Linked DNA regions of Mus musculus: region 1 is linked to region 2. A link is a loop called in an ENCODE intact Hi-C map of the cell type or tissue named here. Cell type or tissue: left cerebral cortex. All regions are shown on one strand.

Region 1 (8,000 bases), 250 kb after region 2:
TCTTCACGCTACCAAAAGAGAAACATAAACACCAAACCAGCAACAAACTCTTTATCTACAATGGTGTACTGCCTACAAGTTATGCTAGGGTAATGATGGCACAAAGCTTCTGGAGTAAGCAACCAACTCTGCTTGGGTGGTCCATACTACTTGGGTGGCCAAGAACCAGAGACTAGATAGTTCAGGGACCTAGGATAAAATCAAATAATACTAGTCAAAAAAAAAAAAAGAGAGAAAAGAAATCAGTGTAGTAATAAAATACAAATAATATTTATTATTCTAAAAATATCCTGTTGTACTCATAAATTAGTGCCTTGGTCAGCCATCATCAGAGAAGCTTTCTCCTGAAGCAGATGGAAACAAATATTGGGACCCACAGCCAGGCATTACAATGAGAGTGAGAGACCTTGGAACACTCAGCTCTAAATAGGATGTCTCCAACAAATCCCTTCCATCAGAGCTCAGGAAACTCTGCAAAACAGGAGGTAGAAAGAGCACAGAAAGAGCGCAAGAGCCAGAGGGGATGGAGGACACCAAGGAAACAAGGACCACTAAATCAGTATGAGCAAAGCTCACAGGAACTCACAGAGACTGACACAGAATGCACAAGGTCTGCATGGGTCTGCACCAGGTCCTCTGTATAGACAGTATGGCTTTTCAGTTTAGTGCGTTGCTGTTGTTGTTGTTGTTTAAATTCCTGTCTGTGAACAAGTGGGTCTCTTATTCTTGTGTCTTCTCAAGGGTTTTCTTCCTTTTGTTAGGTTGCCTGGTCCAATCTCAAAGTAATGGGTCTTGTTTTATATTTTATTTTGTTGTATTTTTAAAAAAGTGAATGCATGAAAACCACTAGGATGAAGGTAAGAACTAAACTGTCATTTATACCCGCTGGGAGAGGGAAAAACAGTTTTGTTTAATGGCGTGACACTGGTGTATACCAATCACTCCAGAGAAGGTCTCATTTTCAGGAATAGTTGACAAACATATAATAGACTCCAGCTTTGTGTGTGTGTGTGTGTGTGTGTGTGTGTATGTGTGTGTGTATGTGTGTACACTTGCATGCACAAGCACGCATGCACTTTTCTTTAATTACAACTTGATGTTTGTTTTTCTTTTGGGGTGTCATTTTATATATTTTCTTGGTTTTGTTACAGTATTGGATTTGTTTGTTTGACAAACAACTTAAAAGTTGGGTGAGGGCTGGTGAGATGGCTCAGTGGGTAAGAGCACCCGACTGCTCTTCTGAAGGTCAGGAGTTCAAATCCCAGCAACCACATGGTGGCTCACAACCATCCGAAACAAGATCTGACTCCCTCTTCTGGAGTGTCTGAGGACAGCTACAGTGTATTTACATATAATAAATAAATAAATATATTTAAAAAAAAAAAAAAAAAAGTTGGGTGAGCAGGGACAGGAAGATCTGGAAGGATCTGAGGGAGAGGAAAAATATGATTAGAATATATTTAATTTAAAAGTTATCTTAAATAAAACATGTTGAAAGGGGGCATCATATATATATGACGTCTAAAACTTCCAAAAGGATTTTCTCACTGTGCTGTGGTCCACCAACTTGATGCTCCCACCAGTGTATCTGGTAAACGCCTTGATTAACTTTCTTCCCCCACCTCCTGCAGATAAATATATTTATCTAATCTCTTTTATAAAGAAACATACTGTCCAGGATATGTTCAATCCCTTTTTAGGCCATTGCTGACCCTATGCAGCTTAAAATAATTTATTTAATTTTCTTTTAAGCAGTTATTGTTTTAGATCAACAGCGGTCTAGATCATTTTACATAAAACTTCTGTCTAGTTCTTCATACATCTAGGTAGAAAACTGAGGCTATGTAGAAAGTTCATTACTAGAAATAACGACTTCAGTCCTGTGTATTCCTAAACAGCAAAATAAAAAACTCATTATGAACATGTTTCTGTGAGTTCTAGGACTGAGTTCTGTATTCCAGTAGAACTGCCCGGGGAAACCTCAATAAAGTTGGCTGGAACTAACACCTGCTCTCTAGTTTTTTGGTTTTTTTGATTTTGTTTTTTTCCCCAGACAGGGTTTCTCTCAGTAGTCCACCACTCTCTGCCTCCACCACCACCATCACCCACCAGATCTGTTTTAATGAGAAAGACAGCCTACTAAACAGGCAGGCATGTCACGGAGAGGAGAAATCGACAGGACAATGGTTTTGCTTTCTGAATCTCAAACAAGTAACTCTTGTGCTTATCCTAAATAACCTTTGCCTTGCAGTATGCAATTTTCCTGTAATAGTTACTGAGCGCCTACAATGAGCCCCAGTCTGAAAAGGCAGTGAAGAACTGACCCTGTTCTCAGGGAGCTTACGCCATAGGGAGACGTCTTAGTTTGTTCTATTACACAATTATCCAAAATAGATCATCACGAAATCTAAACCTGGGAAGTCGGCCTTTGGTAGAAGAAAAGCACACGCGAGCTTGGATCAGGCCGAAGGGTACCCACTGTTGAGGACGCCGCACCGCGCGACGCAGCCGGTTGCTAGGGCGTCGCGTGGCTGTGACGCACTGCCCCGCCCCCTCCTCCTTAGAGCGCACCCCCCCCGCCCGACCCAGTGCGCATGCTTGGGACTCCCTTCGCTTGCAACCGTGGCCGAGTTGGCTTCGTCTCGTCCTCCTTCGGCTTTCCCGCAGTTCTCCGAGCTCCGCCGCCGAAGCCGTGCTCCAGACTGCCGCGTGTGGCGGGCAAACTGTCGCCGCGAACCCGCAGAGGGCAAAGAGAGGATGGCCACCTCCGGCGTGGAAAAGAGTAGCAAGAAGAAAACTGAGAAGAAACTTGCGGCTCGCGAAGAAGCCAAGCTGCTGGCGGGGTTCATGGGCGTCATGAACAACATGAGGAAACAGGTGCGGGGCGGTGCGGGGTGGTGCGGGGCGGTGCGGGGCGGTGCGGGGCGGTGGGCAGGGGTCCGGCGGAGGCTGGCGGCGGGGCCGGCGCCTTGGCTGACGGCCTGCTCCGCCACGGGGCTTCCGAGGCCCGCTCGACGGGGACTCCTGCGGCGGGCGGGGGGCCTCCGGGGCGGTTGTGTAACCGGTCTCATCCAGTTCCCCGTGAGGCCTGGAGCCTTCCCTTACCGTGCGGTGTCATCTGGAGCTCTCGGAGGGAGGCTCCCGCCCCGCCGCCCTGTCACCCAAGTGGCACGAGTTGATAAATCACCTGTCATTTAGGGCGACGCCAGTCACCAGTAAATAGCAGTTTTCTAAGGGTTCTGGCGCCACTGTTAACCAAGAGGATCTCTTTGTGCTGTCTTTGATTTTGCCGTGTATTGGAGAAACCGCAGCATTTGGTTGAAAGGTGGGTTATGAAAGGCACGGCTTAACGATGGAGACGGTAGATAGGTGTTTGATAGAATTAACTAGATTATAACCTCCAATAGACCGGTAAGCAGGGGAACACCACTTGGTTGGTTTTTGGTTCCGTGAGTTTTACTTGGTAGAGAACACATTATGGATTCTGGGGATGTTTGTCAGTTTGTTGACTCTGAAATCTGTTTTTCAAGAGGACAAAGCACTACAGATAAGCTTGAGTGATTAAAAAACCTAATTCGGCTTTCTGACGCTTTTGCTGTGAGTATGGGCAGCAGAAGAATCTTAAGATTTATTTCGGAAGATACCAACTCCTGATTTCTTAAGGCCAAACACTGGTCGCAGCAGTCTTCTCTTTGTTCACAAGATGGCACACTGCTCTGGTTGTAGCGGATAGATACTATGTTTTCAATGCCTATATCTTTCCTGGTTTTTATGCTGAAATAGCTGTGAATGGCTGGCTTCTTTATTAAAATGCATCTCTTTTCATATTTGTGTTCTTTTTGTGTAACCTTTTTGAGATCTACAGAATTGATGATTTGAGATTGCAAGTGTCTTTGATGTGTACCTCTAGTGGTAATTAAATCGAACTCACTGGTGCTTAAATTTGTTTAAGCTCATTCTGGTATACTCCTACTGTCCCGAACTGTGGCAGATGTGGGCTGGAGCTTTGCAAAGCATTACCTCATTCCTTAGATAGGCTGCAACAAAGTCACAGCATCCATCAGGTGTTACAAGAAGATGGTCTGAACCAACATGTTATTTAGTTCTTTGATTTTAAAATTAATTCATATTTCTTAGACTTAGCTTTAGAATATTGTGACATCTTTTTTGTTAAAATAGAAATACAGTTATGAGATTTACTGAAAAATCAAGGTTATGCTATTGAATACAAAGAAGAATATGGATATTTGGTGAGCACTCAGGGATCTGACCCTTCTACTGTGGCTAATTTAATCTGTTTTATGGTGTATTTCAGACTCCTGTAGCATTTTTATCAACTTGGAGGATTCCTGCATTTAACAAAGATGCATAGTACCATTTTGTACTGATTCACATAGTTTATTTTTGTTGAGCTATTATAGACTCCTAGAGCATTTTAATCACCTTAATGGATTCATGTATTTTTCTTTGTTTTATGGTTTTATTGCCAAGTTCTGATGCTTGCTGGGGCTGGAACACGGACCCCTTTTTTTTTTTTTTTTTTTGGTTTTTTCAAGACAGGGTTTCTCTGTATAGCTTCTGCCTCTCAAGTGCTTGGATTAAAGGCGGAACACGGACCTCTTATTCAAAACATTTTCACTGTAGTTTCTTTTGTTGCTTAATCTTGTCTGTCCTAGAACTTGGTCTATAGTTTAGGATGGCCTTGAACTCAGAGATCTGCCTGCCTCTGCCTCCTGAGTGCTGGGATTGATTAAAGGTGTGTACTAGTGTGTCTGGCCCTAAACTTTTTCACAAGTTGAAAGATTAATTGGATGGAGTCTTGCCCTGAGGTCACCACCCTTATATTACAGTTAGAATCAGGTTTTTACAACTTTTCATCTCCTTGAGCACAAGGACCATTACACTTCCTGGTGCCCCTTTTCTCCTCAAACTGTACATTTTATATATTTTCCTTGCTCATCTTCTTCCTTTTTATTATAGATCTATATAAAAATGGCTCTGATAACCACACAGTTAATAGTAGGATATTTTGAAATCTCTGCCAAAGCTGTTAATCTATTACCTTCCAATTTAGCCTCAGGCAGATTTTTGGACAAGGGTAGTGCAACAGACTATCCCCTTTTTTTGTCTTCTATCTTCGTGGAACGGGTCTCTGGTTGCAGGTGGGTGAAGGAGTCAGCAAAAGTGGGTGACAAACAGAGACGACAGGAGAGAGCATGTTGAATCTGAGTATAATTTGTCAAATCGAGCAACCTACTTTTTATACAGAAGAGTAACAAGAAACCAGGCAAACACTTCCCTGCTAAGTTACAGTGACACAAAACAAAAGGAATGCATACATCAAAAGATGGCGGAGACCAGGCCACATTTACCTCTAAGAAGGGAGCCAGGTGTAATGCTAGTCTATTGTTAAGCCCACCACCAGGGGGTTCTGATCTAGCAGACCTCATGAATAATGCAATACCAGAACCCCTATTTCCTAGGCCTTGGTAAATTCTTGCATATGAAGGTAACTTGGCTGTTCTTTTAAGTGTCTGTGGGGAATCTCCATTTGTCAGAAGAATTCACCAACTTGCTTCTAATAGCAATGTAGCCTGCTATACCTGGCTGTAGTGAAGATTCTAAGTATACTTTGCTAAGCTTGCCCTGAGATTTCTAACTCTTATCCAGTAAAATACTGTAAGAAAGCATGCAAGACCCTCCACAACATTGCAGGGACAAATCTGATGCATTCTAGCTATGGGAATGAATGCCAAGGTTCCAGGAGGCTGAGTTTCCTTGAAACTCTTTGCTAAGGACTGCTTCCAGGTTTCCAAACCTGTAATGTGAGTCACTCCTGGAGTGGATGCAGCAGGGTAGAAAGCAGCTACAATCTTCACCAAAATATCAAAAGCATCGTCTTTAGCCCACGTACTGACATTCTTCTCTGGAACCATTTGAGCCAGCCCCACCACCTCATTAACCTACTGTTGTCCCTGTTTCTACTATTATGGCTCATTAAGACCTTAAAACATTCAACTGCTTTACTAGTCCAAAGTCCCAAAACACCATGGCCAAGGCAGCTTTTACAAAGGAAAACATTAATTGAGTCTGGCTTACAGATTTCAGAGGTTTAGTTCATTGTCATCATTGTGGGAAAGATAGCAGCCTGCAGGCTGACATGGTGCTGAAAGAGGTAGCTGAGAGTTTTGAATCTGGATCAGCAGGCCACAGAAAAAGGCACTGGGCCTGGCTTGAGCAGTGACACACTTCCTCCAGGAAGGCCAAACTCCTAACATTGTCACCTTCTATGGGTCTGTGGGGGCCATTTTCATGAAAATCACATTTTAAAAAAAGATGTATAGTTTCATTTTGTAGTAGTTATTGTTCATATAGCGTTGCTCATGACACAGGAAAGATTTAACTAAGAATGACTGACAAGGGCAGTTGATGGGGGTAGGTTGAAGCAGAGGCCAAGAAAAGGCTTGAGTTTTAGAAGTGTTCTTGTTCTTTGGTAAATACTTTGTATCTCAAATTTGGGTTATATTTTGTTTCAATTTAAACCTTATTCCATTGCCAATGAAGGAAATGAGTGCTTGGATGACAATAGCCCTCTGCACAGACCCTGAAACATTCTTTTAAGATTTCCAAACAGGTGGAGGTTAGCATACCACAATTCCAGTCCCTACCCTACCTGCTAATTTGTTTATGGATTTAGGTAACACAATTTTGGTCATTTCTTTTATATACTGCTATGAGGTCATTATTTTGTTTCTATAACAAAATAATCAAAGGTTAGTAATTATGAAGAAAACAATTATTTAGTTTTTGATTTTGGAAGTCCAAGACATTACCAATATCTGTTCAACGTCTGTTGGGTACTATATAGTGCACCATGAAAATCAGAAAGGAATCGGCCTTGTGTTAGAGAACAACTGAGACTGCGGGGGAAATGACAGGCATTCTTATAAAAATTCACTCATACAACTAAGCTACTCATTTGTTTTTAAAGAGTTTTTTTTTTTTTTTTTTTTTAAGAGTATCGTGTACATGTAGATAGTAGATAGTACACATGACTGCAGGTGCCTTCAGGGGTATCAGGTCCCCTGGACCTGAAGCTACAGGCATTTGTGAAATATCCCACGTGGTGCTAAAACCAAACTCGGGTCCTCTGCAAGAGCAGTATGAGCTTTTAACCACTGAGCCATCTCTCCAGCCCCTAAGTCGCTCTCATAGGAACCATACTGTGTTCCTGAGGATGGATCCCTTTATACCTAGTTACTTCTGAGGGGCCCGCCTTGGTCCCATTGTTTAATTACCAGTGTATGTAAGCTTTGGCATTAGCTTTGGTACAGACTGTAGGAGTATCGTTGTACACTGACAGCAGCTTTAGCTTTTTGGGGTTTGTGCTTTTTCCTTCATCATCCTGGTCATTTCTGTCTTTCTGTTTTTAAAGTGAACTTTCTGATTAAGTGTAAGTTTTACAAATCAGAAACTCAGTAATTATAAAGTGAATACATTCTTAACAATAGGACTAAAATGTGACCAATACAAAAATGGTTTCTTGTGCCTCTCAATCTCTTTCTCCCATGACAATTACCATTATCTTATGAATTTATTTTTATAGGTAAGCATAGAATCATGCAGTGTATGCTTGGGTTTATTTTGCTTCCATTGTTTTCTTTTCTACCTCACTGGAGATTAAACCCAGGGCCCTGCACATGCTGAGCAAGCTCTACCCCACACTGAGGTATGCCCTGGCATCATGCTCCAGTTTCTTAAAAACCAGTATTAGTGTGCTTATCTGTGTTACTATGTAGACTAAGTAGCTCATTCCTTATGGAATATGGTATTTCTCCATTATACAAATATATCATGATTTATCCAGTGTATCATTAGTTATGAAATGAGACTGTTTCAAGAGAAAAAGAAAAAAAGGAAAGGAAAAGGGGGAAAAATTCTAAACACTGAAAGAACATGAAATTGGGGAGGTAGGGAGGTTCTGGGAGGAGTTGGCGGGA
Region 2 (8,000 bases):
TCTGTGTCTGCATGACTGTGTGGTGTGTCTCTGTCTGTGTGTGTGTGTCGGTGGTGTGTGTGTGTATGTATGTGTATGATGTGTGTGTGGTGTGTGTGTGTGTCTGTCTGTCTGTGAGGAATGATGTGTGTGTATGTACTTGTGTGTGTCTGTGGTGTGTGTGTGTGTGTGTATGTATTTCTGTCTGTCTATCTCTGAGGTATGTGGTATACGTATTTGTGTGTCTGTGGTGTGTGTGTGTCTGTGTGTCTGTCTGTGAGGTGTGTGGTGTGTGTGTGTCTGCCTGTTTGGGAGGTATGATGTGTGTGTATGTGTCTGTGTGGTGTATGTGTGTGTCTGTCATCCTGTGAGGTGTGTGGTGTGTCTGTCTATGAGGTGTTATTTGTGTCCTTGTAGTGAGTGGTGTCTATGTGTGGTGTATTTGTTTCTCTGTATGTGTCTCTTTGTGTGGTGTGTGTGTGTGTGTGTGTGTGTGTGTGTGTGTCTGATTGTCTGTCTGAGAGGTATGTGACATGTATGTGTCTGTGATGTGTGTGTCCGTGGTGTGTGGATATGTGTGGGTCTGTGGTTTGTGTGTGTGTGTGGTGTGTCTATGTGCATCTGTGGTGTGTCTGTCTGTCTGTGAGGTGTGTGGTATATGTATGTCTGTGTGGTGTGTGTCTGTGTAGGTCTGTGGTGTGTGTATATCTGTCTATGAGGTGTGAGGTGTGTGTGCATGTGTGTGCATGTGCATGTGTTTGTGTGTGTGTATACAAGCACATGCCATAGTGTACGAATGCAGCTCAGAGGAAAACTTTGAGATGTCTTTCTCCTCCTTCCACCCTTCCATGGGGTCTGGGATTGAACTTTTCAAATACTGACCCACTGATCCACCTCACTGCGCACTTCTCTGCCCTTCTTTCCTCTCTGTCCTCAGCCCTGCTACTTCCCGATTATTCTCAGGGATCAGAAAGTTGATAGTTGCAACAATATATCTTCACATTGAATCAATGGCAGATGTGATTCCCTTCTCCATCCCACCTCTCCATCTTCTATGTACATTAGAAGTAGGAAGAGAAACCTTGTGACAAGTCAGTCTCTGTGGAAGGAGTGTCAAGAAAGCTGCCTCTTAGTTCATGTTGGTTTTCATTTAAAACTAAAATGAGGGGCTGCAGTCTCGGTCTAATCAGTAAAGCATTTTCCCGGCAAGCTTGAGGACTGGATTGGAAACCTAGCACCCACATTGAAAGGGGGAGGGACAGTTTTTTACAGAGGCACTTGTCTCTCACACCAGTGCTGGGAGGTATAGGGGGCGTGGTGGTCTTGGTACTCATAGGCATGCACTAGGAGAGCCTGGGATGGTAACCACACAGGCTTGGTTCTTCAAGAGAAGGAATGTAAAATCAAACCTGTTTTCCTCCCAGAAGCCTTGAGCAGACATACTTTCTAGCTTGGTGACCTCTGTACAATCTGGGTGGCTGAAGACTTTCTGGTGCTGGACGCTCCTCCAGACCCATTCTTGTTTTCCCTCAGGCAAGCAACAAAACCTCCTGTTATGGAAGGTGTCACATGTACTTTACAAAGAGATTTGCTGTAGTCACATTTGATCTGTCTATGTTCCACAAAGAGATTGAGGTATGGCCCTGCAGTGGCCCACGCCTTTACTCCCAGCACTCAGGAGGCAGAGGCAGGAAGAGCTCTGAGTTTGAGTACCAGAACAGCCAGGGAAACACAGAGAAACTTTGTCTTGAAAAGCCAGAGAGGGGTAGGGGGTGGAGGAAGTGAAAGAGTAAAACGTAAAAACAAAATTCTAGGCCTTTGGGCCCAGGTTTGGAGTGTGGCCTTTGTGGCTCAGTGCTTCAAGGTGTGCTGGTCATAAAACAGATAGCAACATTCCTCCACCCACCCGCTTCCTGGGTTCAAAGAGTGTTCATTCAAAGAATGTGCTATTGTTAGGGGCTCTTAGAAACTGTCTTGAGAAATAACCCTCACAATTACCAGGTATTCCTCGTGACTCTTGTGACTTTGCACTTCCTTGTGACTCTTAACTGGTATTTTTGGTATTTTCCAACAACGCCCTCCCCACCTCCTTGAGTTGTGGTTTCTTCCTTTAAATACCCCCTTATCCAGCTACTCGGCGCCCCACGGTCCTCTACCCCTGCATGGTGTATGACCGTGGGCCTGAGAGCGCTCTTGAATAAAAATCCTCTTGCAGTTTGCAGCAAGACCGTTTCTTGTGAGTGATTTTGGGGTGTTGCCTCTCCTGAGTCAGAACGTGGGGGAGTCCTCACGTTGTGGGTCTTTCAGAAGGAGGGAGAGGAGGGGAGGGAGAAGGGAGACAGAGAGACTGACCTAGGTATGCTTCCTGTGCATGTGGGATTGAGGTAACCATTGTAGGAGGCTGTAGCCTCCCCCTTAGGCTGCCTGAGCGGCACCTTAAAGATGGTGCCTGCCGGATGCAGAGCTGGTGGTGTAAACAAATCTATATTTGGTGGAGACGCGCCCCTGCCGCCCTGATTGGCTGAAGCCTTGTGCCTGGTGAGGTGACGTGGCCTGCCGTGAGTGGATGCGGGCTGAGAGTATATAAGAGTGAGAGGCCCGGGGTTGGGGGAGAGAGATGAAGAGGGAGAGAGATGAAGACTGAAGGTTGCCGAATAAACTGCTGTTAGAAGAACTGGTGGTCTTGTCGTTCGGGCTGGTCGAGGACGAATGCAACAAACCATCACAAGGATAGTTTTGGCCACACTGTGCTGTGCTTAAGTATACCTAAAATAAATAACTGAGGTCTGACTGCCAAAGTTTTGTCAGCGCTGACCACTGAGCCCTGTGGAGCTGACCTGCCTTGTATCCTCACCTCCCAAGGCTCCTCTCTCTGATGCCCATGCAGGCTGCAGAGACCTCTGCAGGGCGGGGAGGACTAGTGAAGAGTCTAGCTGAGTCAGTGACGCCCAGTGATAGAACTTGTCTCAAAAAATAATGTGGAGAATAATTGAGGGAAAGAAACACCAACCTGTGACCTCCACGTGCATGGGCAACACGAGCACAAACACAAAGACACTCACGTACACATACTGAGAAACAAATAGAGAAACAGTTTAAGGTGCCTATAGATATGTTCTTGTGTTGGGGTCTAAAAATCCAAAACAACCCGAGCAGGTTCAAGAGTCCCCCCAAAGCAAGATCTTTATTTGAATTAGGCAGCAAAAATCAACCAGTTAGGAACAGCAGCACAGACTCCGTCTGACTGCGTCTTCGAACATCTTAGTAAGTATTTAAGCAGATGACAAAGATGTATTGCACTCGGGCTGCTGCTGATCAATCAGGGCCATAGAAGAGACTCAGGAACTGAACTGCAACCCCAAGCCAGAATGGTACGGGGCTTTTAAGCTTGAAATCCATAAACGTCTGTGCTAAGTTATCCCACCAATCAGGACTTAGGGGTAGGGGACTTCCTTAAGAGCACGTCTTTGTGGTGCACTTACTCTGTTCCTACAGGACTCAACTGCAGCGTTCATGTTGAAGTGCACTCACCTAGCATCCATGCTTCTACTCACCAAGCAGGAAGTCAGTTACCCAGGGAGGTCTTGGGAACTTAAACTTTGAGTTAAGGCCTGTTCCAAATGGCTTCAGTTGGTTCCTTCTTACACCACTGTCTTCTGAATTCTCCTCTTGCGTTCCCACAAGCAATGGATGAGTGGGGTCTGGGGTGCAGGCGTTTTGATAAGTGTGTAAGTGGTACCATGGTGGTGTCTTACTTTTCAGTTCCTCAGTGGCCTGTGACGCTTAACATACCAAGAGCACACAAAGAGTAGGCAACTCTTTTGAGGGCTGTTGCTATAAGGAGAAATAAAAGGTGGCTTACTTGTGGCAGGATGTAGCAGGAATTTAATGGCGGATGTTTTGGTCTGTTTGGTTGGTTTACGTTTTGTTTTTACATGGCTAGAGAGATGGTTTGCCGCTTAAACAGTGTTCTGTTCTTGTAGAGGACCTGAATTTAGTTCCCAGCATTCAATTTAGGAGGCTCACAGCTGTCTGTGAGTCCAGCTCCAGGGAAGCTGACACCTATGTCTGGCATTTTGAGCACATGCAAATATCACAGACAGACATAGTTTAAGTCTTTTTGGGGAAGCGGGCGGGGCCAGTGGCTCTGGTGCCGCCAGGGGGCGCGTGAGGGCCGGCGCTGGAGTCAGGCGGGAACGGGGGAAGGGGCGGGCAGGAGGGGCGCTGGGCCACTCTGGTTGGCTGAGCCCCGGTGCTCAATGTCCGGTCGGTTTTAAACTCGGTCCCGCCCTGGCGCCCAGCTCTTCCGCCGCGGCGCGCTCCTGGTAAGTACTCTCCCCATTGCGAGTCCCAGGACCACGCCACGTGGTCTTGGCGATTTTCACGGCGCTCGCCCGTGGCGCGGGTCCCTGCCCATACGCGTCCCTTCTGTGTGGGACAGGCGATCAGCCTTGCGCTGCCCGGATTTGTCCCCTCTCGGATGGAGGCGCGGCGTCCGGACAGCCCGGGTCCTGGGCACACTCGGGGCTTCCCGCCCGCCCAGGACTCCGATGACGGGGACATCGACTATTTAGGAAGCGAATGAGATCAGAGCTCGGAAAGTAGCAGGAGGCAGGATAATCCCAGTGTCAGCAAGGGCAGGGGTGATTTCGCCCACGCAGGCGCGTCCTCGCCGCCGCACGTGTCCTTTAATTGCTGCTTGGCACAAAGGCTGGGCTTTTTGTTTTGTGCTCATTTGTTTTAAGGTTTGAGGGTATATTCAGGCGGATACCTGCAACCGAGTCCAGCAGGGACCTCTGCCTACAGGACCTGGATTACCCTACTGCTGACACAGACCCAGCCTGTCTGGGTTTTGGGTCCTGGGAGAAATCTGAGCCACTGGATTAGCACTTAAGCAAGGTGACTTATAAGCAATGATTTAGGAATCGTGATTTGGAATTCCTAAGACCGGGTATAGGTGTTTAGCGAGCACCCAGGAGTCCTCCCTGTTTAAGAGGTGACTGATTGAGACACCAATTAAAAGTAAATATCATGGTTGGAGAGATGACTCAGTGGTTAAGAGTACTGACAGCTCTTCTAGAGTTCCCGAGTTAAATTCTCAGCAACCACATGGTGGCTCACAACCATCTGTAATGAGATCTGATGCCCTCCTCTGGTGTTGTCTGGAGATAGCAACAGTGCACTCATATAGAAGAAATAAATCTTTTTAAAAGATTATTAGATTATTGAGACAGATTGTCATACTGGCCCAGAGAATATTTGTGCTCTAGGACCCTAAGTATTGGCATTTATGGACATAAGCCACTGTGCCTGGTAAAGGACATTTTAGAGGAAAAATAGGCTTGTGGGCTCTTGTAAACAAGTTCCCTGTGTTGTAGTTTTCTTTCCGTTAGAGGTTAGGGTTCTGTTGAGCCCCTTCGAGAGTGAAGGGCAGCATGAGCCACCTTCTAAGGTAAGGAGTTATTTTTCCCTTCCTCATTCAGGCTCAGGAGACACATCTGACGCTGCTTCTGGTTTTGAAATCAGAGAAAATGTTTCACTTTCTTAAAGGAAGAGTACTGCTATTACCTGCAGTACTATTTGCTTCTAAACATTAAGAGTTTTTGCTTCTGGGGTGGAAATAGTGGGAAAGATGGCCCAGAGGGAATAAAATGGACTCCCAGCTGTCAGCAGTATGAAGATTAGAGCTCTGTGCAGGAATAAATGCTAGTCAGAGGCAGGCCTTCCATCACCAGATGCAGCTAGGAGCCACCAGGAAGGTCCTTTCTGAAGGAAGCTGTGGCTGCTGCTTGTAACAGTGCTGGTTCTTTTTTCTTTTGAGCAGATGAGTGCTGTGTCCAGGATGATCATGAATTCAAGGTATGTGTTAGATGGCAAGTTTGGCTTTCCAGGCATAATTCCAGGAACAGTTCTTGGCCAAGGATGAGAACTCTAACCTGACTGGATACGCTGCTGTGATGGGTTAAAGGATTTACCTGAGGCCAATAGAACAGGCAGGAATTTAATGCAGTCACCCCATGTCTTTTTAAAGTAGATGAGGGGTTGGAGAATGGAGTGAGAGGGCTTAGCAGTGCCAAGCCCGTTACCTTTGATTCTGGGACCTGGTGGAGAGAGCCAGCTCTCTAGAGTTATTCTTGCACCTTCATGTGTGTGCTAGCACACGTGTGTGCACACTCAAAATAATAAATGTAATAAATGGGAGCGTTGGTGAATGTTTAATACTTAGAGGGTGATATGGCTTTGCATTTCAAGTTGTGTTCAAACATTTCTGAGTAGATCCACCCAATGTACTGGGTAGTACATTAAGTGTTCTATTTATACTAAAAGATGGTTAATGTCAACATAGTCCACACATGGGTGTGTTGCTTTATTTATTAAGTAATGGTTGCAGATGTACTTACCTCTGGTGTTCCTTCTGCAGCTCTGGAGCTTGAGATGAACTGGTCCGACTTCTAGAAGAGAAGGTAGGCATCTGTGTGTAGAGTCAAGGTTTTAGGTTACCTGTTCCCCTTCATATCGGGAACGGGTGAATTCTGAGGCATTCTCATTGTATATAGAGAGCATGAGAATTTTGTGTCTGTAGAACGAAGTTCCATTATTTAGTTTTCTATGCGTCAGCCCTACTCTGAAACATGTCACAATGTTAACATAAAAGATCTTTTGAAAAAATTGGCTTTATTTATAAAATTTTTACTTTTATGTTTGCTTGCATGTCTGTTCCATATGTGTGCAGTGCCCCTGGAGGCCAGAAGAGGGCATCAAGAAATTTTTTTTGAAAATTTTAGTTTTATTTATAAAACTTTTTTATATGTTTTGCCTGCATGTCTGTACCATGTGTGTGCAGTGCCCGTGGAGGCCAGAAGAGGGCATCAAATCCCCCTGGAATTGGAGTTACACTTGGTTGCTAGGAATTGAACCTAACTCCAAGAAGAGCAGGCAGCCAGGGCTCCTAATTGCTGAGCCCTAAACTTTGGCAGCTCAGAATTGTCCAACACATAGTTGAGAGATCTAGTCCTCCCAGGAGAGTGAGTTGTATGGTAGGATCCTTTTGGTGTCCTGGCTTAATACCCACCATGTGTACTCTAGCTGTAGCTGGAATGAGCAAATAGCCTATGTGATTTAAACTACCATGTCAATGCCTCATTATGTTCAAATGCTCTGTAGAGAAATGAAGCAAAAAGTTAATGTTTTCAGAGAACTCATAATTCCAAGTAAGAGTCTTGAATATATGGAGTGAAAGAGCTTTACATTGTCCACGATGATGCGCTGTGGCGCTCCCAGGCATGAGCAGAGTAAACTTGGCAACTATGGTCTGGTGGGGGTGGGGTGGTGGCCACAGTCTCACCAGATCTTCATCCAACTGGCAGACACTACCCATCTCCAATGCAGGAATCTCGCTCTAGGGCCCTAGCCCTACCCCGAGGCCCACTGGTCTCTCATCTCTAATAAATGATTGTTTCTTATCTCTAGGTTCCCCCCCCCCCCCCAGGAAAAGCCAGTGCAGTTACCTGACAGTGAGTAAACCCGATGTTTCTTGTGGTTTCGTCAGATCTACCATCGCCTGCCAGCCTGACCTGCTTTGACCCCGCAGACTGTCCCTGTCCCCTCTGAACAAAAGGATGGCTGTTGCACAGCAGCCCTATGGTTTGGTTGCTGCAGGTACTTAAAATGGCTGTCTGAACTTAAACTGGGAGGGTAGCCATTAGGAGATAGAAACCTACCTCCCATATTTCTTAGGAGTCTTGTGATTTGGAGACTCCATTTGTTCTTCATTCCTCCCTAAATGGCCAACCACCGTGGGCAAGGGTTCACCTGCCACTCATAAGCCTAGCCTGAGCTGTGCAGTGGTGCTGCATACCTTTAATCCTGGCAGAGGCGGGTGCATTTCTGAATATGAGGCCAGCCTGGCCTACAGAGCAAATTCCAAAACAGCTAAGGCTACACAGAGAAACCAAACCACTCCAGCCTGATTGTTTCAAGTACAGACCTTTCCTGAAGGTTCAGGCTTGGGCCTACTCAAC

Evidence for each region. A loop is a pair of places that touch in the nucleus more often than their neighbours do. Peaks named below come from ENCODE experiments on the same cell type or tissue, not always from the same donor. Only the 100,000 strongest peaks of a DNase experiment are listed, where the experiment ranks them.
Region 1: a loop joins it to region 2, with 4 times the contacts of the local background. A loop is called at or near these places in 2 of 42 quality-filtered maps.

Annotation. Positions count from the first base shown.
Region 1 is chr5:24,097,998-24,105,997 of GRCm38, forward strand. Klhl7 (kelch-like 7) reads left to right here and starts at 2,593. Exons shown (of 11, transcript NM_026448.3): 1 at 2,593-2,877. The coding sequence starts at 2,758. In left cerebral cortex, CTCF peaks have their summits at 2,718 and 3,699 (motif pointing right); DNase peaks (open chromatin) are centred at 2,591, 3,239, 3,671, 3,944 and 1 more place; H3K4me3 peaks cover 2,864 bases; H3K27ac peaks cover 2,251 bases.
Region 2 is chr5:23,846,318-23,854,317 of GRCm38, forward strand. Gm42228 (a long non-coding RNA gene) reads right to left here and starts at 6,722. Exons shown (of 2, transcript XR_880875.3): 1 at 6,381-6,722; 2 at 3,137-3,813. It overlaps 2700038G22Rik (RIKEN cDNA 2700038G22 gene), which reads left to right and starts at 4,280. Exons shown (of 4, transcript NR_045042.1): 1 at 4,280-4,304; 2 at 5,804-5,838; 3 at 6,401-6,443; 4 at 7,469-8,000. Snord93 (small nucleolar RNA, C/D box 93) reads left to right here and starts at 5,916; the gene lies at 5,916-5,960. In left cerebral cortex, CTCF peaks have their summits at 4,130 (motif pointing right), 4,338, 5,125 (motif pointing left) and 6,750 (motif pointing right); DNase peaks (open chromatin) are centred at 4,159 and 4,963; H3K4me3 peaks cover 1,209 bases; H3K27ac peaks cover 539 bases.